Linked DNA regions of Homo sapiens: region 1 is linked to region 2. The links are chromatin loops, found by intact Hi-C in ENCODE. Cell type or tissue: HepG2. All regions are shown on one strand. Each heading gives the region's core, and the rest is flanking DNA. Links, peaks and the distances in the headings are about the cores only. Region 1 has its middle 150 kb from the start of OSTF1. Region 2 overlaps TRPM6 (transient receptor potential cation channel subfamily M member 6).

What was found. Hi-C counts contacts between places; a loop is a spot of excess contacts. Peaks named below come from ENCODE experiments on the same cell type or tissue, not always from the same donor. Only the 100,000 strongest peaks of a DNase experiment are listed, where the experiment ranks them.
Region 1: a loop joins it to region 2, with 22 times the contacts of the local background. A loop is called at or near these places in 13 of 110 quality-filtered maps.

The regions. Positions count from the first base shown.
Region 1 is chr9:75,232,115-75,248,556 of GRCh38, reverse strand. No RefSeq gene overlaps it. Among named protein-coding and RNA genes, the nearest start is that of OSTF1, 150 kb to the right of the region's middle. In HepG2, for the core only: a CTCF peak has its summit at 10,017 (motif pointing right); DNase peaks (open chromatin) are centred at 9,176 and 10,036.
Region 2 is chr9:74,766,907-74,783,348 of GRCh38, reverse strand. TRPM6 (transient receptor potential cation channel subfamily M member 6) reads left to right here. Exons shown (of 39, transcript NM_017662.5): 22 at 496-670; 23 at 873-987; 24 at 7,273-7,466; 25 at 11,514-11,646. Among named protein-coding and RNA genes, the nearest start is that of TRPM6, 110 kb to the left of the region's middle. RefSeq lists an enhancer at 12,125-12,174. In HepG2, for the core only: CTCF peaks have their summits at 6,098 (motif pointing left), 9,277 (motif pointing left) and 12,220; DNase peaks (open chromatin) are centred at 6,098, 9,268 and 12,228.

The sequences.
Region 1 (16,442 bases), core at 5,568-13,567, 460 kb before region 2:
AAACGGGACATTACCACCAATCCCAGAGAAACCCAAAATTCCTCAGAGACTGTTATGAACACCTCTATGCACAAAAATTAGAAAATCTAGAAATGGATAAACTCCTGGAAACATACAACTTCTGTATTCTATCCATTTTTACCTTTCTATAAAAAACTACCTAAGACTGGGTAATTTATAAAGACAACAGGTTTAATTAACTCATAGTTCTGCAGGCTGTACAGGAAGCATGGCTGGGTAGGCCTCAGGAAACTTACAACTGTGGCAGAAGGTGAAGGGGAAGAATGAACGTTCTACATGTCCAAAGCAGGAGGAAGAGAAGAATGGTAGGGAGGTGCCACACTTAAACAACCAGATCTCATGAGAACTCACTATCACAAGAACAGCAAGGGAAAAATTCACCCCCATGATCCAATTACCTCCCACCAGGCCCCTCCCTCCAACACTGGAGATTACAATTCAACATGAGATGTGGGCAGGGACACAGAGCCAAACCATATCATTCCACCCCTGGCCCCTCTCAAATCTCATGTACTTCTTAGATTGCGAGATACAATCAACCCTTCTCAACACTCCAAGTCTTAACTCTTTTCAGCATTAATTCAAAAGTCCACAGTCTGAGGTCTCAACTGAGACAAGGCAAGTCCCGTCTACCTATAAGCCTGTAAAATCAAAAACAAGTTCGTTACTTCCAAGATAGAATGAGAATACAGGTATTGAGTAAATATACCTATTCCAAAAGCAAGAAATCAGCCAAAACAAAAAGGTTACAGGCCTCATGCAAGTCTGAAATCTAGCAGGGCAGTCAGTAAATCTTAAAGCTCTAAAATAATCTCCTCTGATTTCATATCTCACATCCAGGCCACACTGATGCAAAGAGTGGGCTCCCAAAGCCTTGGCAAGTTCCACCCCTGTGGCTCTGCCAGGTACAGCCCCCTTGGCTGCTTTCACAAGCTGGCATTGAGTGCCTGAAGGTTTTCCAGGCACATAGTACAAGTTGTTGGTGGATCTACCATTCTGGGGTCTGGAGGACAGTGGCCCTCTCCTCACAGCTCCACTAGACAGTGACCCAATGGGGACTCTGTGTCGGGCCTCCAACTCTGCATTTCCCCTCTGCACTGCCCTAGTAAGGGTTCTCCATGAGGGTTCTGCCCTTGCAGCACACTTCTGCCTAGATATCCAGGCATATCCATACATCCTCCAAAATTTAGTCCGAGGCTCCCAAGCCTCAACTCTTGCCCTCCACACACCTGCAGACTTAACACCACACCCTCTGGAGCAGTGGCCTGACATGTATCTGGGGCCCTTTGAGCCATGGCTGGAGCTGAAGAGGCTAAGATCCAGGGAGCAGTGTCCCAAGGTTGTGCAGGACAGCCGGGTCCTGGGCCCAGCCCATGAAGCAATTCTTCCCTCCTAGGCCTCTGGGCCTGTCATGGGAGGGGCTGCCACAAAGTTCTCTGAAATGCCTTCAAGGCATTTTCCCCATTGTCTTGGCTATTAACATTTGGCTCCTCTTTACTTATGCAAGTTTCTGCAGCCTACTTGAATTCCTCCCCAGAAAAATGTGTTTTTCTTTTCTACCACATGGTCAGGCTGCGAATTTTCCAAACTTTTATGCTCTGCTTCCCTTTTAAATATAAGTTCAGATTTCAGATTATCTCTTGCTCATGCATATGACCACATGCTGTTAGAAGTGGCCAGGCCACATCTTGAACACTTGGCTGCTTAAAAATTTTTTCCACCAGATACCCTAAATCATCTCTCTCAAGTTCAAAGTTCCACAGATCCTTAGAGCAGGGTCACAATGCTGCCAGTCTCTTTACAAAGGCATAGCAACAATAACCTTTACTCTAGTTCCCAATAAGCTCCTCAACTCCATCTGAGACCACCTCAGCTTGGACTTCATTGTCCATATTACTATCAGCATTTTGGTCACAATGATTTAATAACAAGTCTCTAGGAAGTTCCAAATTTTCTCTCATCTTTCTGTCTTCTTCTGAGCCCTCCAGACTGTTCTAACCGCTGCCCGTTACCCAGTTCCAAAGTAACTTCCATATTTTCAGGTCTTTATCGCAATGCCCAATTCCCAGTACCAGTTTTCTATATCAGTCCATTCTTACATTGCTATAAAGACCTCCCTGAGACTGGGTAATTTATTTAGAAAAAAAAAAAAAAGTTTTAATTGACTCACAGTTCCATAGACTGTACAGGAAACAAGGCTAGGGAGGCCTCAGGAAACTTGCAGCAGAAGGCAAAGAGGAAGCAGGCATATTCTACATGTGTGGAGCAGGAGGTGCTACACACTTTTAAACAACTAGATCTCATGAGAGCTCACTATTATGAAAACAGCCAGGGGGAAGTTCCTTCCCGTGATCCAATCACCTCCCAGCAGGTTCCTCCCCCGCCACTGGGGATTACAACTGGACATGAGATTTGGGCAGGGACACAAATTTAAACCATATCAGCCTCCCAAGATTGAACCAGGAGGAAACTGAAACCCTGAACAGATCAATAATGAGTTATAAAATTGAATCAGTAATTAAAAAAAACTACCAAAGCAACCCTAAGCAAAAAGAACAAAGCTGAAGGCATCACACTACTCAAGTTCAAACCATATTACTAGGCTACAGTAACTAAGGCAACATGGTACTAGTACAAAAAACAGACACATAGACCAATGGAACAGATTAGAGAACCAGAAATAAAGCCACATACCTACAACCACCTGGTCTTCAACAAAGTCAACAACAACAAGCAATGGGGAAAGAACTCCCTATTCAATAAATGGTACTTGGATAACTCATTAGCCATATGCAGAAGATTGAAACTGGGCCCCTTTTCACCATATACAAAATCAACTCAAAATTGACTAAAGATTTCACTGTAAATCTAAAACTATAAAAACTCTAGAAGAAAACCTAGGAAATACCATTCTGAACATAGGCCCTGGCAAAGATTTCATGATGAAGACTCCGGAAGAAATTGCAACAAGAACAAAAATAGACAAGTGGGACCTAATTGAACTAAAGAGCATCTGCACAGCAAAAGAAACTATCAAACAGACAATCCAGAATGGGAGAAAACATTCACAAATCATGCATTTAACAAAGATCTAATATCCATATCTATAAAGAACTTAAATCAACATGCAAAAATCAAGTAACACTATTTTTAAAATGGGCAAAAGTTATGAACAGACACTTCTCAAAAGAAAACATACAAGTAGCCAACAAACATATGAAAAAATGCTCAAGATCACTAATTATTATAGAAATGCAAATCAAGGCTGGGCGTGGTGGCTCACGCCTGTAATCCCAGCTCTTTGGGAAGCCGAGGTGGGCGGATCACGAGATCAGGAAATTGAGACCATCCTGGCTAACACGGTGAAACCCCATCTCTGCTAAAAATACAAAAGTTAGCCAGTTGTGGTGGCGGGCGCCTGTGGTCCCAGCTACTCAGGAGGCTGAAGCAGAAGAATGGCGTGAACCCGGGAGGCGGAGCTTGCAGTGAGCCAAAATTGCACCATTGTACTCCAGCCTGGGCAACAGAGCGAGACTCCATCTCAAAAAAACAAACAAACAAAAAAGGAAATGGCAATCAAAACCACAATGAGACACCATCTCATACCAGTCAGAATGGCTATTATCAAAAAGTCAAAAAATAACAGATGCTGATGAGATTGCTGAGAAAAAAAAATGCTTCTATATTGTTGGTGGGAATGTAAATTAGTTCAGCCATTGTGGAAAGCAGTCTGGTAATTTCTCAAAAAACTTAAAAGAGAGCTATCATTTGACCCAGCAATTCCATTACTGGGTATATACCCAAAGGAATATGAATCATTCTACCACAAAGACACATACACTTGCATGTTCATTGCAGCACTATTCACAACAGCAAAGACATGGAATAAACCTAGATGCTCATCAATAGTGGACTGGATAAAGAAAATGTAGTATATATACACCATGAAATACTACACAGCCAAAAAAAAAAATAAATGAAATCATGTCCTTTGAAGCAACATGGATGCAGCCAGAGGCCGTTACCCTAAACAAATTAATGCAGGAACAGAAAACTAAATACCACATATTGTCACATATAAGTGGGAGCTAAACATTGAGTGCACACGGACACAAAGAAGACAACAAGAGACCAGGGCCTACTTGAGGGTAGAGATGGGAGGAAGATAAGTATTAAAACACTACCTATCAAGCATTATGCTCACTACCTGAGTGATGAAATAATTTGTACAACAAACCCCAGTGACACAGAATTTACCCGTGTAACAAACATACACATGTATCCCCTGAACTTAAAAGTTGGAAGGAGAAAATAAATTAATAAAACGTACCTATTTTTTAGTACAGGTATTTGGTTAGAAAACTTTTTTAAAGGTTTGAATCTAATTGTGATATTTCCTTCCAGAAGTAGTTCTCAAATTTTAGCACACATAGAAATCACCTAAGAAAAGGAAGAGTGCTTTTCTGAAGCGATGCCTTTCCCATGAAAGCCAAACAAAATTCTAGCTTAAGAGAAACAGTGCAATTCAACACCCAGGGATAAGCTAGGAAACTGAGCCATATGAGGAATATGCAGTATTGGTTCCTGGCCACACAGCGTCACATTCTCACCCTAAGAGCCATTAAATGACATTTATGGTGAGGTGTGATCTTCCCTTACATCCGAATAAACTGAGGTTGCTGATAGAAATGCAGATTTCTGAGACTGGGACACATCCCAGATCTATTCATTCAGAAACCCTGGGGACTAGGTCTAAAATATGTATTAATATTTTAACAAATATTTGTGGTGACTTTTATTGACACTAAAGTTTGAATACAATCCCTAAAGGGAAGCTTCACAATTAGATTCATGTCATTCACAGCAACCTCTCCACCAAATGTATGCAGTTGGACTTCTGTGCCTTTTCAAAGTTATGGAACAGAGAAGTGACACTTAAGCAGAAAGAAATGAAACAAGAAAGACATAATATTGGGGAGAAATGCAAACATACTACAGGGGGTTCTGAGTCAGGAAGATTTAAAAATAAAAGTGATTTATAGCTAAGATAGGATACTATAAATGAAAACACTACATTCGAACTACTTTACAGAGATAATCATGGTGTTAAAAAGTGACAAATATAATTCATTTTATTATCATAATACATATTTTTGAAGATACAAATGATGCCATAAAAATATATTCTTAACTCGCAAAGGAGTCAGTAAGCCATTCCAATGTGCAGAATTCAACCACAGGCTGTTTAACAGGAACACAATTGCTAATCATCAAGCCTAAAAAGCAGAACAATAAATGTTCCAATCTGCTGTGGGTCAGCAACCAGAGAATAAATCTCACAATTTTTTTTTTCTTTTTTTTTTTTTTTTTGAGATGGAGTCTCCCTCTTTCACCCAGGCTGGAGTACAATGGTGCAATCCTGGCTCACTGAAACCTCCGCCTCCTGGGTTCAAGTGATTCTCGTGCCTCAGTCTCCTGAGTAGCTGGGATTACAGGCACCCACCACCACATCCAGCTACTTTTTGGATTTTTTTAGTAGAGACAGGGTTTCACCGTGTTGGCCAGGCTGGTCTCAAACTCCTGATCTCAAGTGATCCACCCTCCTTAGCCTCCCAAAGTGCTGGGATTACAGGCCTGAGCCACCATGCCTCGCCTCACTTTTTAACTGAGCAAGATTTTTACATGAAGGGAAAGTTTACAGCACAGAATTCAGGCTGGTATGGTTGGAAAGGAAATCTAATGATCACAATGAGGAGTAGGAAAGTACAAATCACAATTTGGTCTCTCCAGCTGAGTTCACCTACATGTATTATAGCCAGTAGTATAATTGACAATAACATAGATCATAGATGCTTTTGAAATGCTCTAGTTGAAAGGACTGAGATCATCAGACTGAACTTCCTCATTTTATAGATAAGGAAATTGGGCAAATAATTTAGCTTCTCTGGGCTTTAATGTCATCCCAACTCATTTGTTCTAAGGCAAGACTGCAGCCTGAATCATGAGACGTCTTCAGTGCTTTCTTCTATACAAATTCCCAAAATGTGACTACTCTGCTAAATGGTGATATAAAATAGAGTTGTTCATTGCATCTGTCTCAAAAGTCTAAAAATTCTACAAATTACTCTTGAGTCTCAACTATTTATTGAATAACTCCTATGTGTGGAATACTTTGTTAGATGTTGGAATTGAGAGAGAGAGAGAGAGAAAGAGAAAGAGAGAGAGAGAGACAGAGACAGAGAGAGATAAAGAGAGAGAAAGAGAAAGAGAGAAAGAGAGAGAGACAGGAGAGAGAGGGACAAAGAGAGAGAGAAGAGAGAAAAAGAAAAAGGAAAAAAGAGAAAAAGAAAAGGAGAAAAGAAAAAGAAACGAAACCTAGCAGAGATACTTTCAGGACAGGGTGACGGCTATGGTGTGTCTTCTATTTTGGATGTGTTGAGCTGCTCTTCCCTATTGGGCTAATTACAAGTTCTGAGACTCATTATTTACACTTTTCACCTGTTGTCTACTGGGATTTTCAAAAGAACAAGCAACATATTTCCTGAGGATCCCCCCAGCATCAAAGCTAAAGATTAAACAAATGAAATGTTTTAAAATTGAGCTGATATATCGGCTATTACCACTGCTATTGAATAAACAACGTTCAGGGGCCAAGAGGGTGACTGAAGTTGCCTCAGTTGTCTTTTCAGGAAGGAAAAGGGGTCCACTTTCACACTAGAGAATGCTTCTCTAAAATTTACTCAATGGGGCAACAGTTTACAAACTGTACAGAGCTCAAGAGTTCCAGAAATATGCTTCTTCTTGGATGGTATGTGGAGACAAAGGAGCTATGAAGTGGGGGTGTGGGAGGATCAAGTTCTGTTTTCAACTGAATCAGTTCTCTTATATAGCATATATATTTATATATTATATATATTCTTATATTATATATTATATATTCTGATAATATGTTATATATTCTTATAATATATAATATATTCTTATATAATATATATTCTTGTTATATATTATATATATTCTTATATTATATATTATATATATTCTTATAATATATTATATATTCTTATATATTATATATATTCTTATATTATATACATATTTTATATATATATATATATCAGGGTTCCATATAAGCTTTCATTCCTTCTCCCAAGAAAACATTTCTGCTGCCGCTGCTAGAAAGCATCTGACACATAACACTAACTCATCATGTAGATCAAAAATTCTAATTTCATAGAATGGCACGTATAACACTTTCAACAACCCAAACCCTTGTTTTGTAACTATATTTCATAGATATTTGCCTTCCTTCTCTATATATCAATACATCTTAGATCAGAAGAGTTTATAGTACTCTTTCAAGGAGACCAAAACAAAAAGAACACTGTTTAAATTGGTTTCTGTAGGTATACATGTAAACACAAAAATCCCAGATACCTATCAATCATCTTTTCTTTCTTTTCTAAAGAACTTGATTTCCTGCATGCTGGTACCTTGAAACCTATTTTAATTTAATCTTCATTAGTATATTTTCTATACAATGGTAATCATCGATCACTATAATATTTGGCTAATAAAAACATCAAAGGAAAATCTGTGTGATCTTTGTTAACACCACTTAATTAAAGGTCCTGTATTATCTGGGAGGGCCTCTGTGGGGATTTTAACTGGTGGCTCATTGGACACGCAGCTAGCTGAATAGATTGGCCCTTACTAAGACTGAATACAGCTCCATCACCGTTGAATGGATTAGTGGAATAATAATCAGCAATAAAATGCTATGGAGATCTGAGAAGTTAAATACATGGTAATAGTCATCCCAATAAAACTGTTCTGGAAATGACTAATGAATCATCTCAACTTAATAGTAATTCTGTCATACTAGGAAAGCAACAGAAATGGAGCCAAGCTGCACATTAGAAGCTACTTGAAGTCCCTGTGAACTGATGCCTTCTTAGGTTATGGCAGACAAGTTCACCCAACAAATATTTACTGCATGTCTGCTAAGTGCCAGACACAGAGGTGAGATCCTCTGTGTCACTATTCATGAAATGGTAAGAATTTTTATTTCTTTGCCCTGCTTCAATCAGTTCCCCCACCTCAGAGAGGCCCTCATTTTAGATCTTTCAAGAGTCATTCAGATCAGGAAAGTGACAGAGCTTGACTCCCCAGTTCTCCTAACAGTTCTGCAGCTCTGCTGACCACCTCGACTTGTGAAACACAGATAAAGGCATCAGCTTCCACTCTTCCACTGCTGCAACTGCCTTCCACAAAGATCTTCTCACCTGAACCTTAACTTGGAGAACTGTGGAAGAAAAGCTATAAACATCCAAGTCAAGAAGATGGAGAGACATGCCTGTAATCCCAGCACTTTGGGAGGCCGAGACGGGCGGATCATGAGGTCAGGAGATCGAGACCATCCTGACTAACATGGTGAAATCCCGCCTCTACTAAAAATACAAAAAATTAGCCAGATGTGGTGGTGGGCGCCTGTAGTCCCAGCTATTGGGGAGGCTGAGGCAGAAGAATGGCACGAACCCAGGAAGCAGAGCTTGCAGTGAGCTGAGATCGCGCCACTGCACTCCAGCCTGGGTGACAGAACGAGACTCCATCTGAAAAAGAAAAAAAAAAAGATGGAGAGAGCAGAAGCCCCTTTTCAATCATTTATTTTTTTAATTTCTGTGAGAATCAATTATATAGAAGCACTGTATTAGGTACATAGCCAAATGAATGAGTGAGCAGGTTACTGCCTGAGAAGGCTTAACAGTCTAGTGGGGCAGAAAGAAGTGTTATTAGTATTACAGTGTCTAAATGGTACAACAAAGCACTTGGGAAAGAGAGAAGAAAGAGAACAGGGCTTGATTCAGATGAACAGAAGAGTCAGGATTCACAAAAGAGAGGTGGTCTTCACTGAGAAGATGGGAGCTACTGAAAGGATAACTGAGCAAAGCCATGCCAGCCGCCAATCCACTTGCATATTGTATACTAAGCAGGCAGAAAGCCAGAGAAAGCTTCCATGGGATTTATCCCCTCTCCATGTGGCTTCATATGTGTAAGGAAAATGGCCGTGCTTTAGTCAGGAACAGGCCGAGGCAGCCTTCTGATGCAACATGACTCAGAGGGTTTGGAGTGCAGGCGCACGGTTCCACATGTTATGTAACCATGCCACATGAGGCACATTATGTAACCACACCATGTGAGGTGCATTAAGTAACCACTCAAGTGCCCTCACGCTTGGCTTGGAGCCACTATTGTCTGTAAAAGGTATAACTACCTTGCTGATGCTGTACATATGGCTTGCTTGTGCCCACAGCCCACTTGCACCCAGAGAGACAATAAAGCCATGTTGAAATTCCTTGCAATTCTTCGAATGTTCTTTCAGCTGCCTGCCACTTGTCCACCCACTCCCCTCAGACCTCAGTTAGAACCTGACAATTGGCACTATGAGCAGAATCCCAAGGTGAGTGAGCCTTAAGTCTCTGCTGATTCCAGGTTGGCTATGTGGCCACAACATGGATTGTGGGAACTGGTGGCAGATGTGCTGCTCGGATGGGCTCTGGTGGAAACCTGGGCAGTGGTAGATGGGTCCCCCACAAGTGTGGAGAAAGAGCTGAAACAGCTGGAAGCACAGAACACCGAGAAGGAACCAACCTTTGCCGGCAGAGTTGGATGGGTGTTTGAGACTGTGCTGTGGGAAGTGCATGCTCAGTTCCTACAGGGTGCCACACAGACCTGTGGGAATTAAACAGTGCCACCAGCATCCAGGGGAACCTCTGCCCGCCTGGATGCTTCATCTGTGGGACAAGGGGGCAAATAGTATATTCCATTCCGCCTGAGATGGAAAAACTTGCCTCTGTTATGACACCCCTCCCTCCATCAGCGACTGCTAATAAGTAGGTGGTTGGCACAAGGGCAAGGTGACCACACGCTGATTGAGTGAATATAGGCAGCCATATGGACTGTGTAGGATGCCAGTGAAATACCAAAAGATGTCAGTAGATGGCAGTTGTACACAGACTTGGTGCAAGTCGTTCAGGAGAAGGATAATGCCGCGCAACCCAGTCCTGCCCAGGCATTCTAGCTCAAAGACTAAGTGCTGTAGCTGGGTGGGGGTGTAGAGCCTTTTCCGTTTGATTAGGGAACTAGCCAAGGTGCCCAGCTTGGGGGCACACCAGACGACCAGCAGTCACATGTGAAATTAGCAATCCTCTGATCCTCCACCAACGTATAGCAAGTGTTAGTGCTGGTAGATCCCAGCACAAATACATTCTGGGGGTGGATATTCTACATGGCTTGGCCTTACAAACCATTTGATGGACTGCTTGATGATGGAATTGGGACAGTACCACTATGTGGTAGACTTGGCGAATGCATTCTTTTCCAGAGAGCCAGGAACAGTTTGCCTTCATGAGAGGGTGACAATGGACTTTCAGTGTTGCTGCAGGGCTATGTGCAGAGCCCCACCATATGTCGTGATCTTGATATTATGCTAACCTCTGATTCTTTTGCAGATTTAGAAGTGGCAACACTCCTCTTTCCTGGGATTGGAATGGTGCAGCTGAGACCACTTTCCTGGCAGCCAAGCAGGCACAAGCCCTATAGGTAATTATCCAGAGGCACCCATTTAAACTCGATGTGAATGTGACCACAGATAGTTTTGGCTGGAGCTTATAGCAGCACATGGAGCACTTAAGAATGCCAGTTGGCTTTTGGTCCCGACTACGGAAAGGAGCTGAGCTCCAGTATTCATTGATAGAGAAGCAGTTAATAACTGCATATGCTACCCTTCAGGTTCAGGAGTGTGTGACCAGACAGGCTACAATCATTATGTGCCTGATTTACCCAATAGCAGGATGGGTGCATTCATGGGTAAAGACCCCCCAAGACTGGAACGGTGCAGACATACACTTTGGCAAAGTGGGGCGCCTACTTGGAGCAGTGGAGTATGCTGAGTACAAGTCCCTTATCAGCAGAGTTGCAAGAGGTCTTGGGACCTGCAGCCCTAATGCAAGATAAGGCCATGGGGCCTGAGGCACCCCTAGACCCTGAGCCTTCACCATTTAAGGAAGGGCATCCCCTCATTCCTGATGGGGCATGGTACACAGATGAGTCTAACCAAGGTGCTGCTATTTGGACCACTGTTACCGTCCAGCCTAGTACTGATACCATGCGGTATGAAACTGGATGTAGGTGAAGTAGCCAATGGGCTGAATTTAGAGCAATCCTGATGGTGATCACCAAGGAGGTGACACCTGTGGTAATCTATACTGATAGCTGGGTGATCTGTCGAGGCTTAACCTTGTGGTTAACCACTAGAAGTTACAGAAGTGGCCAGTTGGTCACCAGCCCATGTGGGGCCAAGCCATGTGGCAAAACCTATGGGAGGAAGGATGACTTCCTCTGACCAGGTATGGAGACAAATGGTAACCTGTTGTTGCCTGCCCCAACACCCCTGAAGGCAGGGGAACAGAAAACCTGGCTGTGGCCATGGACCTTCCAAGCCCCCCACTGTTGGTGGTTGGCTGTCATAGCTCCCTGTGGAGAGGGCCTACAGTATGACTTGCATGTCATTCCTTGGGTGTTCAATACATGGTCCCCATGGTTGACTGTTCACAGGAATATCCAGGGAAGGAACCCTCCTCCGGGGGACATATATGCTGTCTGTGTGGCCTATTATGAGCTCCCCCATCCATGACTTTGGCATGGATACAGGACCCAAAGGAACCACGGGGAGCTGAGAAGGTGTGGTATCATCGCTCAGGGCAAAAGCTCTTGGCAGATGCATTGTCATCCAGGGATGAAAGGTTAGCCTGTATTTTGCCCAAGGGACATGATTTACCTCTGTTAGTACCTGTGCCTGCTCTGTCATTTCAACCATAGGTTAACATGCTCTAACTGCATTGTGGACTGGGCCCACACCTATGCTGAGGTGACCAATGTTTCCAACTGTTGGAACCATACCACCTTTCCAGCAGCAGCTGCAGATGGCTTGCCGTGGCACATACATTCCATGTCTGCAGAGAAATGGACATGGCTGGAGACTTGTGGTCCCATGGCCGAAGCCTGGAATACAACACAGCAAGCTTTGGACAAAGGATGCTACAAGACCCATGGTGCACCTGCCCCCTGGCTGGCCTGTAGCATTTATGACGGGTGGGCTGGCTAGTTGGGGATTATGTAGTACCCCCAGCCCAGGTGCCACAGTACATACAGCAACACTGGGGCAACACCACTGTGGGATAGGTACCTGTCACAATCAGATCAGAAAGATAGTGTTGCAAAACTGAATGGCTTTAGACATAGTAACTGCTGCCCAAGGAGGCGTCTGTGCCCTTTTAGGAAAACAATGTTGTACCTTTATCCCTGACAGTTGGCAGAACATAACAGCAGCCCTGCAAGGGGTCTCGCAGGAGATTAAGGTGGTTAAGAGCATTACTGACAACCCCCTGTAGAGATGGTGGGCATCTCTGGGCTCTGGACTATGCTGGGCCCTCATAGTCATAAGTAGCATAGCTGAGATCCTAGTAGTGAGCTGTTATTCTTTGTATTGTGGGTTATAGATTCAGGGCTCTGCCCTATGGGTAGGTGTCCCTGCCCCAGAGGATGCCCTTAGCCTAGGGAGTAGAGTGTAAGGGAAATGGCTGTGCTTTAGAAATAGGCAGAGGTGACCTCTGGTACAGTATGACTCAGCAGGTTTGGAGTGCAGGGACACAGCTCCACACATGACGCAACCATGCCACATGAGGTGTATTAAGTAACCACTCAGGTGTGCTTGTGCTTGGCTTGGAGCCACTATTGTCTGTAAAAGGTATAACTACCCTGCTGATGCTGTACATATACCTTGCTTGAACCCACAGCCCACTTGTGCCCAGAGAGAGAATAAAGCCACGTCAAAACTCCCTGCAATTCTTCAAGTGTTCTTTCAGCTGCCTGCCGCTCGTGCACCCACTCCCCTCAAACCTCAGTTAGAACCTTACAGTATGTTTCCACAATACCTTCCTGATGAGATTCTTAAGCATCATAAATTACATTTCCATTTCTTTCCAGGTACAAGAAGATCAATAACAACTTGAACACCTGGGTGTTTTTAGCCACCTTTATGAAAGGTAGAAAAGCCATTTTGAGAAGGCCGGCTGTGAAGGCTGGAAGGATGATGGTCAGGTTCCCAAACAGTGAAGACCAAGACCTAGAGCTTCCTATCTCCCAAGATCCTTCCTGACCTGCTACCTTTTATTCATTCTAGATTCCCTCTACTAAGAGGGCTTTGGCTCCTTGCTTACATGCAACATGATTGTTTTTATTTATATTCAAACGTTTTGATGGTCAAAGGCCCAGTGTGGGTGGATGTTGAACTCCTGCAGTTACCATTACAGCTCCTGCCAACACTGATGGGCTCCTTCACACAAAATTTGCTTGCTATTGTCCCTGACTTTAGGTTCCCGGGGTTGGGGGGTTATGGGAAAATATAGAGAGCACAATATTTCCAAACTTAATTAAAAGAGCCCAGGAGCAATGAGCAAAATGATATCACCACATGCTGATGGAATACTGAATAACTGTTCTCTGGCTAGAGGCTCAAGCACAGCAAAGGCAGCTTTTTCCATGCTTGGTGAATGGACCAGGGCATGATCATTCAATCCCTGAGTGTGCAGCTGTGCTGCCTAGCACCCAGTAGGATTTATGCTTTAATAAATCCTTACTGCATCTGGGAACTTTTAAAAAAATATCGAAGCCCAGGTGCCATATCCTGCTAATTAAATAGTTGAGGGATAAGACCCAGGTATCTGTTATTTAAAGCTTCTCAGGTTATTCTAATGAAAGCACTGTGACTAGCATCTTAGTTTGTGCTGCTATAACAGAATACCTGAAACTGGACAATTTATTAAAAAATAAATTTATTTATCACAGTTCTGGAGGCTGGGAAGTCCAAAATCAAGGTGCCAACACCTGACATGGGCCTTCTTACTGCATTCTGACATGGTGGAAGGACAAGACAGCAAACTAGCCAAATGCTGCTGCAAGAAGCCTCTTTTCTAAGGGCCTTAATTCCATTAATGAGGGAGGCATCCTCTCGGCCTTACCACCTCTGAAAGGCCCCACCTCTTGATACCATCACAATTGGCAACACCTGAGTTTTGGAGAGACCATTAAAACCACAGCAAACGGTGATCCAACGGAAATAAACACATTAGCATCTAGGAGGGTCTTCTGTGCTTGAGATGCTCTGTCCTTCCTCCTCATTCGTTTCTAACAGCCCCACACAAGTGATAACATCACTGACATGAAATCTAAGAAGATCACTTGCAGCTGAAATCAAGTAGTCTTGCTCGTTTTTAGAGGGAGGCACAACACACAGCCATGAGAGTTCTAGTGGTGAAGCAGGTATAACTTTGGAAGTGAAGACCCACTGACCAAAAGAAAATAAAAGAGAATAGGTTACATCAGAAGATACTTTCTCCTCCATTCTCTATCAATTTTCTTTTCAGAGATTCTGATGTGATTGTGTTGGGGTGGGGCTTCAGATATATATACTTTTTAAAAGCTCCCCTGATGATTCTAATGTATGCAAGGTTTGAGAACTACTGGTCTAAGGTTCTCAAGCTTTGCTGTATATTAGAATCAGCTGAGGAGCTTTGTTAAAATCCTGATGTCTCAGGCCACGCCCCATGCCAATTAAATCCAAACCTTTAGGGATAGGACCCAGGCATCAGCGTCTGTAAATCTCCCAAGGTATTTCCAATGTGCAAATCAAAGTTGAGAACCAGTGCTTTAAAGTTCCCTACAGATGAAAGAATAGCAAAGGAGAAAAGGCCCTGGATTCTAGGCTCTGCTTTGATACTAATTTGCATGTAACCTTGGACAAGTCATTTTACCAATCTGGGCTTCAGTTTTCCCACCTGTGAAATGTTATCAACGACTTATTATGGCTCTAATGCACATCTTCTATGAATGTTACCACAGCTTTACAAAGCCAGCTCACTCTACCACGTGTGTTGCCTCCTACAGCTCTCTGCTGTTGAAAAGAGGTGGTCGCCTGCCTCGAGGATTAACAATCCTGGGCATTGTTTCTAAAGCAGAAGGATATAAGGGCATCCCAAGTCTTCCCTACCTCTCTAATCAGATTAAAGATGTAATGCAACCATGGTCCTGTGTAGAATAACTGTCACTAATCAATTTGGTCAAGAGTCACGGTCAGAACATGGCCTGACATGGTTTGGCTATCACACGTGTAGAAAGAGCTGTGTTTGATAGAGTCAGTGTTTGTTCTTTCACAGTACCCCAATACGTCAGGCACAAACCCCCTGTTGATCTAGACAGACTTGCATCACTAGCTGTGAATCATCGAGAATGGCAACATCTGCAGCGGGGACCTCTAGGCCTGAAATGCCCCACCACATTCCTTATTTATTTCTAATAGCAGTACACAAGCAACATCACTAAATGAAAGGCAAGGAGAAAATAATTAGCAACCAAGTGTCTGGCTCCTTGATAACCTACAGTTGAGTGAGTTTGGTTGTCAGAAGACCAGGATTCAAGCCTCAGTTCTCCCTTATGCTGGCTGCATGACTTTGGGTAAGCAAAGCTCTGCTAATAAGGCTCTCAGGCTTTCATTTCTAAAATAGGGATCATATCTGCTACTCCTCAGAAGGATGTAGATTGGATGAAGCAACATAAGGGAGAGCATTTTGTAAGACACTATTTCTCTACCTTTTTTCCCTTGGGCTCCCTTCTCTCAAAACACATAGAAATTCATTATTCTCTTCTGTGATATAATTCTCCCACAGATGGGTCCCATTTGATATCCCAAACATCAAGATGCTGTAATCTAACACACACGAAGGATGCAAGCCGTGTGGAGATGCTACCCATTAACACAGGACTTAGGAGAAGGCAATAAGGCAATTACGAAAAAAATCCCCAATCTCAATTCTGTATGAGTGTTAGGTGTTCTCACAAAGGAAAGGGAAATTATTTCATTAGGCAGAATCCAAATACTATACAAAACAGAAAGGACATGGTTTGTTGACAAAAGTGAAACTATTCTGTGAAACAAAGGCAGCAACAGGGAGATAGAACAGGATTTTCCAGTGAGAAATAAAAGTTGTTATCAAGGTAACAAGGATAGGCGTGGTGCTTTGCCTCCTTTTTGCTCCAGTTCTTCCAAACCAGGGATACTTTTCAGACCAGGGAAAGCAAATGCATTCAGCTGTTGAAGCGCTGCTACACCATCAGATTTCAAAGACAGAATCCTCTCCTTATTCTAAAGGAGACCCATTTCCACATGTTAAATACAAGTTATTTGAAAATGACGTGGAGGATAGAAATGATGAAAATAGTGACAGAGAGGAAGAGTTCTCCCAAGTTACAGATGAGGACACTGAAATTTAGAGGTTAATCCCATGTAAAGCCAAGAAGTCTGA
Region 2 (16,442 bases), core at 4,405-12,404:
TCTGTCTGTTACAGTAAACTAATGGACTGAGTTGATGTACATTTAGTAGATGGAATTAAACTGGCTTGATCAGTTTCTTAGACTCTAATCAATTCCTGAAGACAATTCTGGGAATAAGGAGCCATTGGACTAATTCAACAATACCCTATTTTTTTTTTTTTATTTTCCTAACCTATGGTCCAACTGGGGGCAAACTTAGATATTAGCTAATCAAAAAGTGTTCACAATTCATTACTGCTTAAACAAAGAAGCACAGATTCTCTCCTCTCAGCACATTTATATTATTCCATAGACCAAGTTGACTTGAAATGCATACTGTGTGAGAAAACAAGAGTTTAGCCAAAGAAAGTCTAGCTGTTCCTGCACAAGGGTGTTTTAGTCAATGACTAGACAATCTTATTATTTGCAGGTATAGTTATGATGGCTGCTGGTGTTTGGTTTCTTTTGAACTTCAAATCTGTGGTAAAATTCTGGTTGTACTATGCTCTTTTGCAGACAGCAAACATGTTCTATATTGTGATCATCATGGCCATAGTCCTGCTGAGCTTTGGAGTGGCACGCAAGGCCATCCTTTCGCCAAAAGAGCCACCATCTTGGAGTCTAGCTCGAGATATTGTATTTGAGCCATACTGGATGATATACGGAGAAGTCTATGCTGGAGAAATAGATGGTGTGTATGGGATTTTACCGTCATGCAGAAATTGTGCCTTCATAGTTAACAAGAGTAAAATACATCTGAAAAACAATCATCTAAATCTTAAAAATGTTTGAATTTATGGTATTCTGTGCAGTTAATGTGCTAAATGTGTGTCTAGAGTGGCAGGACTGTGATTCATCTTATCTTTCATTCTTTTAAAATTCTTTATTTGTAGTTTGTTCAAGCCAGCCATCCTGCCCTCCTGGTTCTTTTCTTACTCCATTCTTGCAAGCTGTCTACCTCTTCGTGCAATATATCATCATGGTGAACCTGTTGATTGCTTTCTTCAAGTAGGTTATTTCAATTAAATATGATTATTTAAATAAGAAATGTGGGCAGATATGTTGAGTAGATTCACATGTACTTTGAGTATGTAACCTTTGATTTTTGTGTGTTCTATATTTATTATTATTGTTTTGAAATATGCACATAAAACTACTGATAAGAAGGACATGGAGCATGGGAAACAGTGAAATAATAAATGCAGTCATCCATCGTTATCTGTGGAGGACTTGTTCTAGGACCCCCTGCAGATACCAAACTCTATGGATGCTCCAGTCCCTTATAGAAAATGGTGTAGTATTTCATATAACCTAGGCACATCCTCCTGTATACTTTAAAGCATCTCTAAATTCTCTATAATACCTAATATAGTATTAATGCGATGTAAATGGTTGCTATACTGTATTGTTGAGGGAATAATGACAAAGATAAAACGTCTCTGCATGTTCAGCACAGACACGATCATCCTTTTCTTTTCCCCAAATATTTTCAATCTGTGGTTATTTGAATCCACAGATGTGGAACCCGCAGATATGGAGAACTGACTGTGGGGGGAAAGTACAATGTAACAACATCAAAATGCAAGGAGATCTTGAGTTGTGATTAGGCAGTAAGTTCGAATTATGAAAGGATAGCAAGTGATGGAATTGCAAGTTGGTTAAGGAGTTCTTGATATGCTTTCTTCACTTGCTCCCAGCTTCCCCTGTTCTCTGTTTTCTCTCTTTCTCTCTCTCTCTTTCTTCCTCTCCTTTCCTCTCCTCTCCTTTCCTCTCTTTCGTTTCCTTTTCTTTTCTTTTCCTTTCTTTCTTTTTCTTCTTTTTTTTTTTTTTTTTGAGATAGAGTCTTGCTCTGTTACCCAGGCTGGAGTGCAGTTGGTGTGACCCCAGCTCACTGCAACCTCTGCCTCCTGGGTTCAAGCAATTCTCCTGCCTCAGCCTCCCAAGTAGATGGGATTACAGGCGCCTGCCACCATGCCTGGCTAATTTTTGTATTTTTAGTAGAGACGGGGTTTCACCGTGTTGACCAGGCTGGTCTCAAATTCCTGACCTCAAGTGATCCACCTGCCTCTGCCTCCCTAAGTGCTGGGATTATAGGAGTGAGCCACTGTGCCAGGCCCTCTGTTTTCTTCTCTGTCACTTCTCACTACTTCTCAATCTTCTTTTCTGGATCATCTTCTCCCCAACCTTTTAACATTGGAATGTCCCTGAGCCCGGACCTGCCTCTTCCTTTATTTATGCTTTTTGTGATCTCTTTCAGTTTCCTGTATATCCTGAGCACACCCAATTTATATCCCCAGCCCAGTTCTCTTTCTTAAACTCCAGCCATGGAGATCCAACTGGCCCCTTCCTTCACCAGTTAGAAATTTAATAGATTTCTAAAATTTAAAATACCCAAACTCTTCATCTCCCCTCTTTCCCAACATACTTTTATTTATAATATTTAATGTAGTCTTTCCCAAATCTGTGAGGAAGAACACGAGTTTTTGTTGATGTTCCAGCTTTTCAGTTGTTTACACCAAAAACTAAGTAGTCCTTCTTACTTTTTCTCTGCTCTACACCATGATTCTGTACATGGAGTCATTCTTAATGTCTCTTGAACCTCTACCTCTAAACTCTCAGGAACTTCTGTTAACTCAACCTTCAAATAGATAACTGATTTAATGACCTCTCACTACCCCACTGTTACCACAGAGCCTCTAATTTATCTCTCTGCTTCTGTCTTTGACTCCCTATATTCTTTTCTCAACACAGTAGTCCAAATGACCCTTTAAAAGCAGACATCAGAGGATATTACTCTTCTGCTCCAAACTCTTCAGTGCCTCCCATTTTACTTCTGGGTAAAAGTTTAAGTCACTACAATGACTTATATGGCCCCATGTGAGTTGGCTTTTCTGTCACTTCGTTTTTTTTTTTTTGAGACGGAGTTTCACTTTTGTCACCCAGGCTAGAGTGCAATGGCACGATCTCAGCTCACTGCAACCTCTGCCTCCCAGGTTCAAGCAGGTGTCCTACCTCAGCCTCCCAAGTGGCTGGGATTGCAGGTGTGTGCCACACACCTGGCTAATTTTTGTATTTCTAGTAGAGACAGGGTTTCACCCTGTTGGCCAGGCTGGTCTCAAATTCCTGCACCCACCTCGGCCTCCCAAAGTGCTGGGATTACAGGTGTGAGCCACCATGCCTGGCCCCTGTCACTTTTTTTTTTTTGAGTCTCTCTCTGTTGTCCAGGCTGGACTGCACTGGTGTTATCTCGGCTCACTGCAACCTTTGCCTCCCGGGTTCAAGTGATTCTTCTGCCTCAGCCTCCCGAGTAGCTGGGACTACAGGTGCATGCCACCACACCCGGCTAATTTTTGTATTTTTAGTAGAGACAGAGTTTCACCATATTGGCCAGGCTGGTCTTGAACTCCTGACCTTGTGATCCGCCCACCTTGGCCTCCCAAAGTGCTGGGATTACAGGTGTGAGCCACTGCGCCCAGCCGTCACTTCTTAAATCATGCATCACACTAGTCTTCCCCTGACCCATTCCTCTCCAACCACATTGGCCCCTCAGTTTTTCAGACCATACAGGTGCCTTTGCACTTGCTATTCCCTCTGCCTAGAATGCTTTTCCTGCAGCTACCAGTATGGGCCACTTCCTCACCTCTTCTCGTCTTGCTCAGAAGCAAGCAATTTACCTCAAACACTGAAAAGAGTGCCTGACACATATTTGTTTCCTAGACAAAAGAAACCAAGTGAAGTAATGGGAAGAAACTCATATTTTCTAGATGCCTCTTAACTGTCAGGCACTGTGCTAGGTATTTGATTCCTTGCTTATCTTACTGAAGAGGAAAATATAACAAGTAACAAAAGTAGGGAAGACAGGGGTTGAGAGTCAGCAAAGTAAATCAAAATTCTTTTAAAAAAAAAGTGACTGCTGTGTTGTTACCTAAACATGGGGAAGACATACCTTCCTGCTGGTTATATGATAGTCATCATCTCTCTTAGCCCAACCATTTTAGGAACTTGGAATATTTGCTGGTGTTTAGTTATAATAGCTATTTTTATAGATCAGATAATAAAAGGATCTGAGTTTTTTGTGGGGGCATGGGGAGAGATAGGGATTCACTCTGTCACTCAGGCTGGAGTGGTGCAGTGGTGTGATCTCAGTTCACTGCAACCTCCGCCTCCCTGGTTCAAGCAATCCTCCCACCTCAACCTCCCGAGTAGCTGGGACCACAGGTGCATGCCACTATGTCCAGCTAAATTTTGTATTTTTGGTAGAGACAGGGTTTCACCATGTTGCCCAGGCTGGTAGTCTGAGATTTTTGTTTATTAAAAATGTCCAGTGTCTCACTGCCCGTTTGCTCTCAGGGGAAAGGCTCACACCCCGCATCTTAGCCCCAGGAAGGTAAGTGGGGGCTGTTGATGGGATGGTGTGATGCTCCTGCTGTGGGTGTCACCAGGAGGCTCTTTGGACTCTTTGGGAAGGAGTGTTGCCTGGTGAGGTGGTGCACTCCCAGTCACTAGGGGTGTACACTCGAGGTTGGGTGAACACCTGCTGCTCATGGTACCCAGTGAGTCTTGCCCAAGCAGGCAGCTGGGCAGAGGCCCTTCTGGATCTTGGAGTCCAAAGAACTGTAGAGCAGCCCAAGGGGTGTGGGTCAATTTTGAGTGGGAGCCAAGTCTGGGAGCCCGTGTGCATCATGTTTGGGTCTGGTTGGCTTGGCCACCACTGAAAGAAGTGATAAGTATGGGCTCCTGGTACCTGCAGATCTCCTGCAAACGGCCCAGAGAACAGCCTTGAAGCCACCTTTCCCTTCCAGGGGACTGACCCTGTCCCTAATGCTGCAGTGGCGTCCAGGGATCAGTGGAACATTGCTTTGAGAACTCTCCTGCCTATTATGGAGGCAGCACAAAGCTGGTGCCCCCTGAGCCAACATGGCACTGGGATGGCTTTTTAGGACAGAACTCTGTTGGTGACAGTCACATCTCAAACATAATAGCTGATTTTAAAAGCCAGCAGCAGCAAAGCCATATACCTGAGTATAGGTGGCAGTTGCAGAGAGCCATGGGCTGGAGAGGGTCAGATGGGGCCTCCCACAGGGGGATCCTGTGGGGGCTGCAGCTCAGAGTGACTCCCAGCTCTGTCACTAGCAGGGCGACCCCTTCCTTCTGGAGCCTTAGCTCTGAAAAGCCCCTGGTGGGGGTGCCCTTTCAGATGCCCCCTTTCCATTTCAAAGGCTCTGATTCTCGATCTTGAAGCCAAATGCAGCACCGACACTCGGCTTCAGTTTCCACTGGGACAGCTGGAGGTCTCCTTTCTAGCCCCAGCCCAGGCGGCCAAGCCCATCCTGGCATCAGAACATGCTGAGCGGCATTTTGTAGGGTGGCACCTTTTTATCCAAGTTGCTAGCTACACATCAGTGTTTAAAGAGAAAAGAGTGACCTTTCATTTTTTTTCTTGAAACTTGAGGAAACAGGATACATAACTACTGATTTGTTTGTTCTTAAAGAAAACTAAATGCACGACTGCAGAGTGCTAGAGGTGTGTATTTTTCATACTGTGGGGGAAAGTATTTGTGCTGCTTTTTGGAGATATACTGGGATGTCTGGTTTCTGTCCCCGGGCCTGGCAGCTACGTCTATTTTCTGTAGAAGGTGCCACAGTGAGACCTGGAGCCACCCCTTCCTGCCCTGGCACGGTTTAGAGCTGGGAGCCTATGGACTCTTGGCCTGTTTCTACCTTCTATTCAACCACTCTGATGTGGGGAGACAAAAAGAAATATAACTTTTTGATAGTGTGGTAGAAACATTGATTTGAACTATTTTAGTAGAAGGAGTAGCAAACAAGACTGTGGTAGTGTATACTTTGAGCTAGATAAATAAAGGCCTCTTTGTGAGCCTCCTGGCCAACAACAACAACAAATGTCCAGTGTCAAAAAAGAAGTTGAGAAATCCTCGCATAGGACAAATTTCTCACGTTAGAGATGAACACACTGAAGACCATACAAAGTGACCAACCCCAGATCTGACTACTTGTCCAGGAGCTGGTTACAGACAATTCTTTATAAAATAATTGAAAAAAACAAAAACCAACCAACCAACCCCCAAAATTTAAATACACTGTTAAGTCGCCACCTGCTGGTGGAAGGCTGTTGTCACGTTGGAGTGAAACTGCTATTAATAGCATGTGCAACCCTAGAGTTTCCCACTCATTGACCAGGCCCCAAAAATGTGCATTTCTGACATGTTCTCAGGTGATGCTGCTGCTGCTGGTTCAGAAAACATGCTTGAGAACTCCTGATATAACCCAGTCATCTATGTTTCAATCACCTTCTTTATGGATTCTGAGAAACTTCTATTCTTACCCAAAGATGGCTTTCTCCAGGATAATCCTGGTTCCTTTTCTTTATCACTGTTCAAGTTATGGGTTATCTGTGTTTTTATTTGCTAAATTTGGCTGCCTTCCTCCAGTTCTACTCTGCTATCTTTCTCTAAATAAACTAAAATTTTGACACTGCAAGAAGAAGAATTGTTTTAAAAAGAAACTAAATTTTGTTAGTCTATGCAAAATATTAAGATGGACATCTTATTTTGTTCCTCTTATATCATATTATATACTTAAAGTTAAGTAGTTAAGGATGGTATATTGTTTCAGAATAACTGTACCTCCAATCATTACCCCCATGGCAAGTTCTATAATATCAACATTCACCATCCTATCTCCATGTTACAACTACAAAGTGACCTACCAATAAGGAGTTACTTTTATTGTAAAGTTAATGTAAATAATTTGTCTGGATTTTAATAGAAGCTCTGTTTTTTAAGATGAATTGATTCTTCTTCCGTTTCTTCACTAACACTGTACTGTTTGCATATTTTAACTGGGATTTTTCTAGCAGTTCTCACATTTGACATTAGGTAGATGATACAGAGGAACATTAAAGCTGTTTCCCATAAACGATGAATTATGGACTGAAAAGAGCTTCTTATGTGAGAAGAGATGGTGACTTGAGAGTAGTGTTGAGTTCCAGAATGGATTTTCTGTTCATTACACTGAAAATGTTGGCATTTTCTTTTCTCTGATTGTAATGTCTGCCTTCTGCTTGTTATTCTGATTAGCATGTTTCATTGTAGAAGGTAGCTAATATATTTTGTTTGGTGGAAGAAGAATTGTAAACACGTGGATAGTATTTGTATTGGGTAACTGCCGGTAATGTCAGGTGAGCCAATCATAAATGTTGGAAAATATAGACTCTGTTACCTTTCAAGACTTCATATTAAAACATTGTCCCTCTCTTACTTCATCTTACAGCAACGTTTACTTAGATATGGAATCCATTTCAAATAACCTGTGGAAATACAACCGCTATCGCTACATCATGACCTACCACGAGAAGCCCTGGCTGCCCCCACCTCTCATCCTGCTGAGCCACGTGGGCCTTCTCCTCCGCCGCCTGTGCTGTCATCGAGCTCCTCACGACCAAGAAGAGGGTGACGTTGGATTAAGTAAGTTGTTCTATGTGAGGCAGGAGAAAGAGAGCAAAAAGTAGGATTCAAGGCAAAGATGCACTGGAGTATTATAAATTAAGTTCAGGGCACTGTGGGGCTCTGGGAGTTCCCTGACAATAGAATATCAGCTGATGCTCTGGGTCTGAGTAAATATATTGACCTCATTATGAGGTCGCAGTGCCTTTTGCCAAGATGAACGGATACTTAGAAAGGGATAGGTAGGAAGAGAATCTCTGCTTGATTGTGTAAAGGCTTTATGTCACATGGAAAACTTGTGTTTTCTCTGCTGACCGGAGAACTCATCAGAATAACTCCTAGAGAGTGGTCATGTGACGTGTACTGTTCTCCTTGTTGTGGAAGATGGAATTCAGACAGAATGGAGTTACAGAAGGCCTTGGGGTCTAAGAGAAAAGATAAGCAAAGCTGGGCTTTAACCAGAGTCACGATCCTCTGGTTCTCTAATCTACTGAGCATGGAGGTGATTCTGAAATGGATGTTTCTTATTTTCAAGAACCTCAACTCAGAAACTGGGTGCGGTAGTGCATGCCTGTAGTCCTAGCTACTCAGGAGGTTGAGGCACAAGAATTGCTTGAGCTCAGAAGTTTAAAGCTGGGGTGCACCATGATCATGCCTGTGAATAGCCACTTCGGCCTGGGCAACACTGTGAGTCAGGATGCGGAAATAGGGGTTCTCACTTGTGTTTTTTCATAAGCTTATATATTTTGAGGTTTTCCTAATTCATCTTGTTTAGCCAGATCTTCACTGCATGATATGACTATCGTACTAATTGTTGTCAGAGAACATTGCGTTTGGTGGTTTTATTCTGTAGTTCCTGTCAAGCAGTTCCACAATTGGTACCAGGCCCATTTCTAGATAGTTCCCAGAAATACAGGAAGCAGGGGGCATAAATGCGCAATCCTCTTCCCAATTCCTAAATCTAAAATACCTCTGAAAACTGAAATCCTTTTTTCTTCACAAATTGGGGAAAGACTCATTTGGCCAAAAAAGGCTGATGAGAATTGATGCGAAGCCATTTATTCTCTTTATTTCTTGTAGTATGAATATTCATTGATGTTGGCTGCAGAAAATAGCAATATGTTTGATTTTAGGGATTGCTTTAATCTTAACTAGGGATTTCACTTCATTTATGACATACTCACTATATTAATTTTCTGAAACTAGAAAAAAACAGTTCTGAATTCTAAAATACTCTGGACTCCAGGAGTTTCAGCTAAGGGGATAGCGGGCTATTTATGTGTTTAGGTAGGTCCTTAGGGGGACAGGTCATCCCCTGCAGTATATTATGGGGTTGACAGGGTGATATGCTTTTGCTGGTGGTAGGTGACTCTGTGAAGTATTTTTTCTCCTCCTAAGTCACTTTGAAGATTTTTTTTTCTTTTTCATACCCTGCTCCCTGACCAAGAGATTCAGCCTTTGTACGAAAGCCAAAGCATACCTGAAGTTAACTTGAAGGCTTATAATTATACTGTAAATTTCAGGCCGCTAATAGAGAGACGTCCCAGGCTTTGGCTGCAGAACCATTGCAACCTAATAGCAGAATGTGAATCACTTGATAAATCCTGGAATTGACTAGGATTTGCCCAGACTTCCTAGTACCACATGAAAGAACGTTTCCTGGGTTCACCTTGGTCTGTGCTTATAGGATGATTCATATAAAACTCAAGTAAAGTTTAAAATGAATTCACCCTGAGCTTTGTGGAACATTGTTGAATTTTCATAACATTGCTTCTGATCCTTTATATTGAGGATAAAGACATTTACACAAGGGGCAGCAGTGCCACCTTGCGGACAATTACAGGAAAGCGCCACATACTGCAAGCTGCGCCTGTCATTGGAATTACTCTGGATTGTTTGCTCTCAGGGATCCACATAAGGTTCACATCATGACACCTGTAAAGTTTCTTGCTCATAGGAGATTCTTTAGTGAAAGAAGACATTAGAGTTGGGTAGGGGGTGGGAGATACCGAATCTTTTCAGTGTCTGAAAATTTTTTTCCTGCCATTTAAATCAGAAAGCACTGTATACCTGAGTTGTGAATACATTTTACAGCTGAATAATACTTTTAGCCATGTTTTCAATTTAAAATTCAGATTTTTTGTCATTAATTTTAACAGAAAATAATGTAACAATTGCATTTTAAATAAATTCTGGAGAATTGTATTAGTTCTTTTTCTCCTAATGTAAGCAAAACCATTCAAGAAAGAGAACTTTCCAATTTAATCCTTTTAGCAGCATCACTTCATTATATATTTTCTAAGTATTATAAACTTGCTTAAAAGATGGTATATTATTCTATTAGGCAACAGTGAAAGCCAAGGTAATAGACCAAATGTGAATGCTGGAGTTTGATGAAGAATTGTGTTAGCCTTATAATATCACTTAGTGATGTGTCTTTTTAATGAGTTATTTATAATTGTGTCAGAGAAGGTATACAGCTGTGATTGGCCATTGAATGGTAATAATAACATCTCATTCTTCAGTAGAAGGATTTAGTATGCACAAACTCTGCGTAACAAGGTGAAACTTTCTTATACTTACTGGATTAATTTCAATAGACTGCCTTCTTCTAATCTTGCATTTAACCTATTGGTTATTTACTGTCATTGTAATAGCTAAAAGAGTTGGAAGACAGGTTGATTAATGAGCACAAATATACACTTTGATAGAAGAAATAAGACCTAGTGTTCAATAGATTGGTAGGGTTTTTGTTGTTGTTGTTGTTGTTGTTGTTTGAGATGGAGTCTCGCTCTGTTGCCCAGGCTGGAGTGCAGTGGAGCGATCTCGGCTCACTGTAGCCTCTGCCTCCTGGGTTCAAATGTTTCTCCCACCTCAGCCTCCTGAGTAGCTGGGATTACAGGCATGGACCACCACACCCAGCTAATTTTTTTTGTTTGTTTGTTTTAAGGAGCTGAGAGTTTAATAGGCAAATAAGAAGGAAGAAGCTCCCCGGTACAGAGATAGAGGGAGGGGGGCTCCAAAGCCGAGAGAGGAAACCCCCAATTTTTGTATTTTTACTAGAGGTGGGGTTTCACCATGTTGGCCAGGCTGGTCTTGAACTCCTGATCTCAAGTGATCCACCTGCCTCGGCCTCCCAAAGTGCTGGGATTACAGGTGTGAGCCACCATGCCCTGCCATCAGTAGGTTGACTACAGTTAAAATTAATTGATTATACATTTCAAAATAGCTAGAAGAGAATAATTCAAATGTTTCTATCTTAAAGGACAGGTAAATATTTAAGGAGATCTGCCTCAGCCTCCTGAGTAGCTGTGACTACAGGCTTGTGCCACCAATTGCCCTGATGTGATTATATGAATGTATCAAATTATCACATGTATCTCAAAAATAGGTACATCTAATATGAATCAATTAAAATTTAATTAATTTTAGAAAGTGTTGGCAGAGAGAAAAGAAGACAGATTCCCCATTTTCATATAAACGCAGTGAATTTTTCTTAAATGTGAAAGCATTCTAACCTGTGAAAATATTGAAGAGAAAGAATTCTATATATGAGTCATTTTCAAAGAATGAGTAGGAGAGACCCAGGCTGGTGTTTCCAGTTCTTTCTTTTCTTTTCCTTTTTTGAGACAGGGTCTCGCTTTTTAGCCCATGCTGGAGTGTAGTGGCGTGATCACAGCTCCTGCAGCCTTGACCTCCCAGGCTCAAGCCATCCTTCTGCCTCAGTTTCCTGTGTAGCTGGGACCACAGGCGCCTAGCTAATATTGAAATTTTTTTGTAGAGAGAGGGTCTGCCTGTGTTGCCCAGGCTGGTTTCTAATTCCTGAGCTCAAGCGATCCACCCCTGCTCAGCCTCCAAAAGTGTTGGGATTACAAGCGTGAACCACTGCGCCCAGCTCCCAGTTGTTTATTGGTGCTGTTTCTGCATTAATATTAGAAATAGTTTGACAAGGTGACAAACTTATCACAACAGGCTATAGTTTCTCATTTTCAATACAAGTGGAAGAAAAGCCACTCATGCCCTGAGGTGAATAATGATTCTTTCTGTGTTTCATACTTATTTCTATAGAACTCTACCTCAGTAAGGAGGATCTGAAAAAACTTCATGATTTTGAGGAGCAGTGCGTGGAAAAATACTTCCATGAGAAGATGGAAGATGTGAATTGTAGTTGTGAGGAACGAATCCGAGTGACATCAGAAAGGTAAAAGATATAAATCTTTTCCATTCTGAAACCACTAACACAACGTGATTCTGCTAGAATATCTAAAGGTGTAGAAAGATCTTTCAAATCCCAGAGGTTTGAGTTCTTTATAATTTGAAACATTTAACAACATATAATATTCATGTAATCAAAGTATATTTATTAAGCATCTACTATATTCCAGGCACTCTTTTAGTTACTAGGAATAAGTGGTTAATAAGACATAAGAATCCTTGTCCTCATGGGACTTACATTCATGCGCGCGCGCGTGTGTGTGTGTGCGCATGTGTGTAGGTGGTGAGAGAAATGAAGTGGATGGAGAACAAAACCTAAGTAAGGAACCACAAAAATAGATTTGTAATTTATTATCAGGCAGTAAAAGAGCTATGAAGAAAAATAAAGTAGCTGGAGAGAACAGGAAATGATGGTGGCGTGAAATCTAGCGGAGCTGGGGGTTGAGTGGACTGTTTAGATGGTCTGGTTCTAGAAGGTCGCTCTGAGGGCATTGAGTGGAGGCCTGAAAGAAGTGAGGCAGTGGGCGAGGCAGGGGCGTCTGGTGGAATAGCGCCCCTGGCGGAAGGAACAGCAAGCGCAGCCGCCTGAGGCCACATGGTGTGTCTGGCAGCAGCCAGAGGGGAGGAGGAGGTAGATGGAGGGTGCTGGTTGGATGGGGAGTGGGGTTCTCAGGGCGTCTGACCGGCGGTTGTTGTGCAGTGGAGTTGGCGGCTGCTTCACTGAAGTGGGTGAAGACAGAATAGGAGAAGCAGAGACTGCAATTACAGGTGGCTTTTGGGAGAAGTATTACGGTGCAGGGAAGCTTGGTATGGGGACACGGTAAGGTTTTTTTGTTGGATTTTGCGTAATGTGGCAATAAATAAAACAGCATGGTCCTGAAAATGATCCACCAGCAAGGGAGAAACTCAGGAGTGGAGGGAGGAGGCCATTTGCTGAAGAGAAGTCCCTAAGAAGCTGGGAAAATGGAGGGTCTGGCTTTTTGCCCGAAGCAGGGGAACGGGACAGGATATGGCCAGAGTAGACGGGAAGGCAGACAAGGTTGGTGGGGACCCAGGTCTCGAGGCAGAGTCGTCGGCTGGGTGTGCCTATGTGTGGGATTTTGAGGGAGGCAGGCGGTATGGGGGACATTCAGAAGTTTGAGGAAAGAGGAGGAGACACACTGGAGAGACTGAACATATTAGGAAGCTATAATGTGATCTGAGTTACTGTTGGATTTATTACTAATTGTGGGTGCATGGCATCGTGTGAAAATATGGAAGGCTATATGTGATGAAATGCATTTTTTTAAAACAGAATTGTTCTTGTAAATGGAAGCAAATTGACAGAAGTTAAATGTGTTCCTCTATTTTTGAACATATATGGAACTGACTATGATGTATTATATCTAATTATGCATGTTTTTTTCTGATGTCAAATATCAGGTAGAGAGATGTGAATCCTTAAATATGGCTTTACTTAAACTGAATCACATGAAGAACTTTCTAAATGGTTCACTATGGGCATAAGTCATGTTTATATAAATCTGGACTTCTCTATTGGTACCATATTTATATAAATCTGTGTTTCTGTGCCTGATTGAATTTCAGATTAAATTTAATATGGAGAAAAAATTGAATATCAAAGATTGAGTCCACAAAAATTGATTTCACCTACATAATATCTTTAGTCCATAGTTATATGAATTTCTCTTTCCTTCTTCTACACGTTCTGCGCCCCTTTATAGCTATGCTCATTGAGTCCGACGGGCAAGCTTGGTTCTCCGTTTTGTATGAAGCATAGACTCGTATTAGGAGCTTACGGAGCTGGGATGAAGTCCTGCTTTAGGCACTTACTAGTTATATGGACACAGGCAAATTTACTGAACCTCCTTGGTTTCCTTCCTCCCTCCCTCCCTTCCTTCCGTCCTTCCTTCCTTCCTTCCTTCCTTTATTTCAACGGAGTCTCACTCTGTCACCAGGCTGGAGTGCCACGGCGTGATCTTGGCTCACTGCAACTTCTGCCTCCCGGGTTCAAGCAATTCTCCTGCCTCAGCCTCCCGAGTAGCTGGGATTACAGGTGTGTGCCACCACACCCGGCTAATTTTTTGTATTTTTAGTAGAGACGGGGTTTCACCGTGTTAGCCAGGATGCTCTGGATCTCCTGACCTCATGATCCGCCCCCCTCGACCTCCCACAGTGCTGGTATTACAGGCATGAGCCACCATGCCAGGCTGTTTTCTTATTTGTAAAATAGACATGGAGGCCGGGCAAGGTGGCTCACTCCTGTAATCCCAACACTTTTAGAGGCTGAGGCAAGTGGATCACTTGACATCAGGAGCTCAACACTAGCCTGGCTAACATGGCAAAACCCCGTCTCTACTAAAAATACAAAGAAAATTAGCTGGGAGTGGTGGCACATGCCTGTAGTCCCAGCTGCTCAGGATGCTGAGGCAGAAGAATCACATGAACCCAGGAGGCAGAGGTTGCAGTGAGCTGAAATCGCACCACTGCACTCCAGCCTGGGCAAGAGAATGAGACTGTGTCTCAAGCAAACAAACAAACCCCAGAAATAGCCCTGCTTCTTAGAGATGCTGTGAGGATTAAATGAGATAATATAGATGAACTGTGTGGCAGAGTGCTGACTCATAGTAAGAGTACAATGAAAGTTATCTATTATTAAGTAAAAATGGGCCCCTCAAAATTGTTAGTATAATTTCTTTTTAAATACAAATTCCCCTCCAACCCTTAAGGAAAGGGGGATGAACAGATGAGATGTGGACAGGATAGCCTCCCTGCCTCCCCAAGATTATGAACTGGGATAAGTTTATGGAGAGCCGTTTACTCTAAACTATAAACTAAGGAAGGATTTTAGGTGGACAAAGATATGGACAGATTTACCTTCAGTAATGGTGTGGATTTGAGGGGGTCAGAATAAGAACCACGAAGACCATTTGAGAGAATAGTGCAGTGCACTGATGTGTCCACAGCCTCGCCAAGGTTGGTGGTGGTGGGATTGAAAAGAAGGGGTGAATATGACATTTAGAAAGAACAATTCATTAGGCATGTTAAGGATCAGATGTGGAGCTAAGGGAGAGCATAGAGTCCAGCACGACTTTCAGAAAAGAGTGGGGTAATCAGGTGAAAGGTGGCACCACCGAAATAAAGAAGGCACAGGAGGTGTGAGAGAAAGCAATAAGTTGTAGATTTCTTGAGCTTGAGATTCTTGTAGTATATTTAGCCAGAGATGTTCAGGAGGCTTTGGATGTGTGCATCTGAAGCCCCCGGGGAGCATTTGAACTGGTGGAGGAGCTCATCTGCTTATTGGGACAGTCAACTGTAGGAGTCATCTGCCTATTGTAGGAAACTAAAAGTATGACAGAGGAAGCGATTATGCCCAGGAAGCAAGAGTGAGGGAACCTAGTGAGCTGAGAGTTAAAACCTGGGAGGTGCCAACACCTGTAATGGGCAAAGAGAAACTCATGGAGAAGACCATAAATAACCATTCAGAGGAGTATAAAGAGAACTAGAAGAAGGCGGTATCATAAACTAAGGGAATATAGAGTGAAAATTGAGAAGCAGACATAAACAATTCAATGATAAAATCCTAAAAACATTAACCATCATAAAGCATTGTCTTTCTCTTGGATTCTTTTCTTGGGATTTGAGTAGAGGGTTAGAAATTAAATGGATATGTACCGTCTGAAAATTATGGGTACTTCCAAGAGATTTAGAATTTGGTTATGAAGCTCTAATTTATTATTATTATTATTTAGATAGAGTGATCAGAGCTCATGCACCCTTGAAATCCTGGGCTCAAGCGATCCTCTTGCCTCAGCCTTACAAGTAGCTAGGACTACAGGCACATGCTACCATGCTGAGCTAACTTTTAATTTTTTCATTTTTATAGAGGCAGGGTCTTGCTAATGTTGCCCAGGCTGGTCTTGAACTCCTGGCCTCAAGCACCCCTTCTGCCTCAGTCTCCCAAAGTGCTGGGATTACAGGCGTGAGTTACCGCATCTGAGCCTGCAGCTCTAATTAAACTTCAAAATAGAATCTATTTTCCCTCTTGATGGAGCTATCTCAGTGGCACTGTTCTTATACTGTCATCTTTGTTGAGGTCATTTATATGGACCTCATAAATGAGGTATGGGAAAGAGGGGAGAATATTTCCTGAGGTAACTGAGCAATAGTTTGAAGAGGGAAGGGAAAAAGATTCAGAGGATTTTGCACATTAGCCTACTTCTGAAGAAGAGATTGCTATATCCTTCTCGAATCAAGTGAGTTGCGACAGTGGAAAAAGAGAACATAGCAAGGCTGTTTTAAATCTTACTTTCCCTATTTGGGACTCTAACTTCTTTTTTGATTCTAGTAGTGTAAGTCAGCTTTTCCCTTTCTCTGTTCTGTGGAGTAAGATGCTTTTAGGTGTTTTTCCACATTAAGCATGTTTGGTACATTATATTTCGGAAATGCTGTGGTTTTAAAAAATATTTAACATAATGTGCATTGTAATTCATCAGTACAGTTATAGCTTAAGCAGGTCCCACCACTATTTGACCATGAAACCTTACTGAGGAACATCTGTGACACCTCCCAGCATGAGAATTGTTGTTCATTTAGTACTTCATGGTACTCTAGGAAACCCCAAAAGAAATTGCCTGGATCCTAGGTGAGTTGCTGAGAGGTACCAGAAGGCAGTGGTCAATGCCACTGAATATGGAGTCGGCCTGTCTAGGTTTGATGCCTGACATTTTCATGGGCCATGTGACTCTGGCTATGTGACCTAACCTCTCTTTTTTTTTGAGA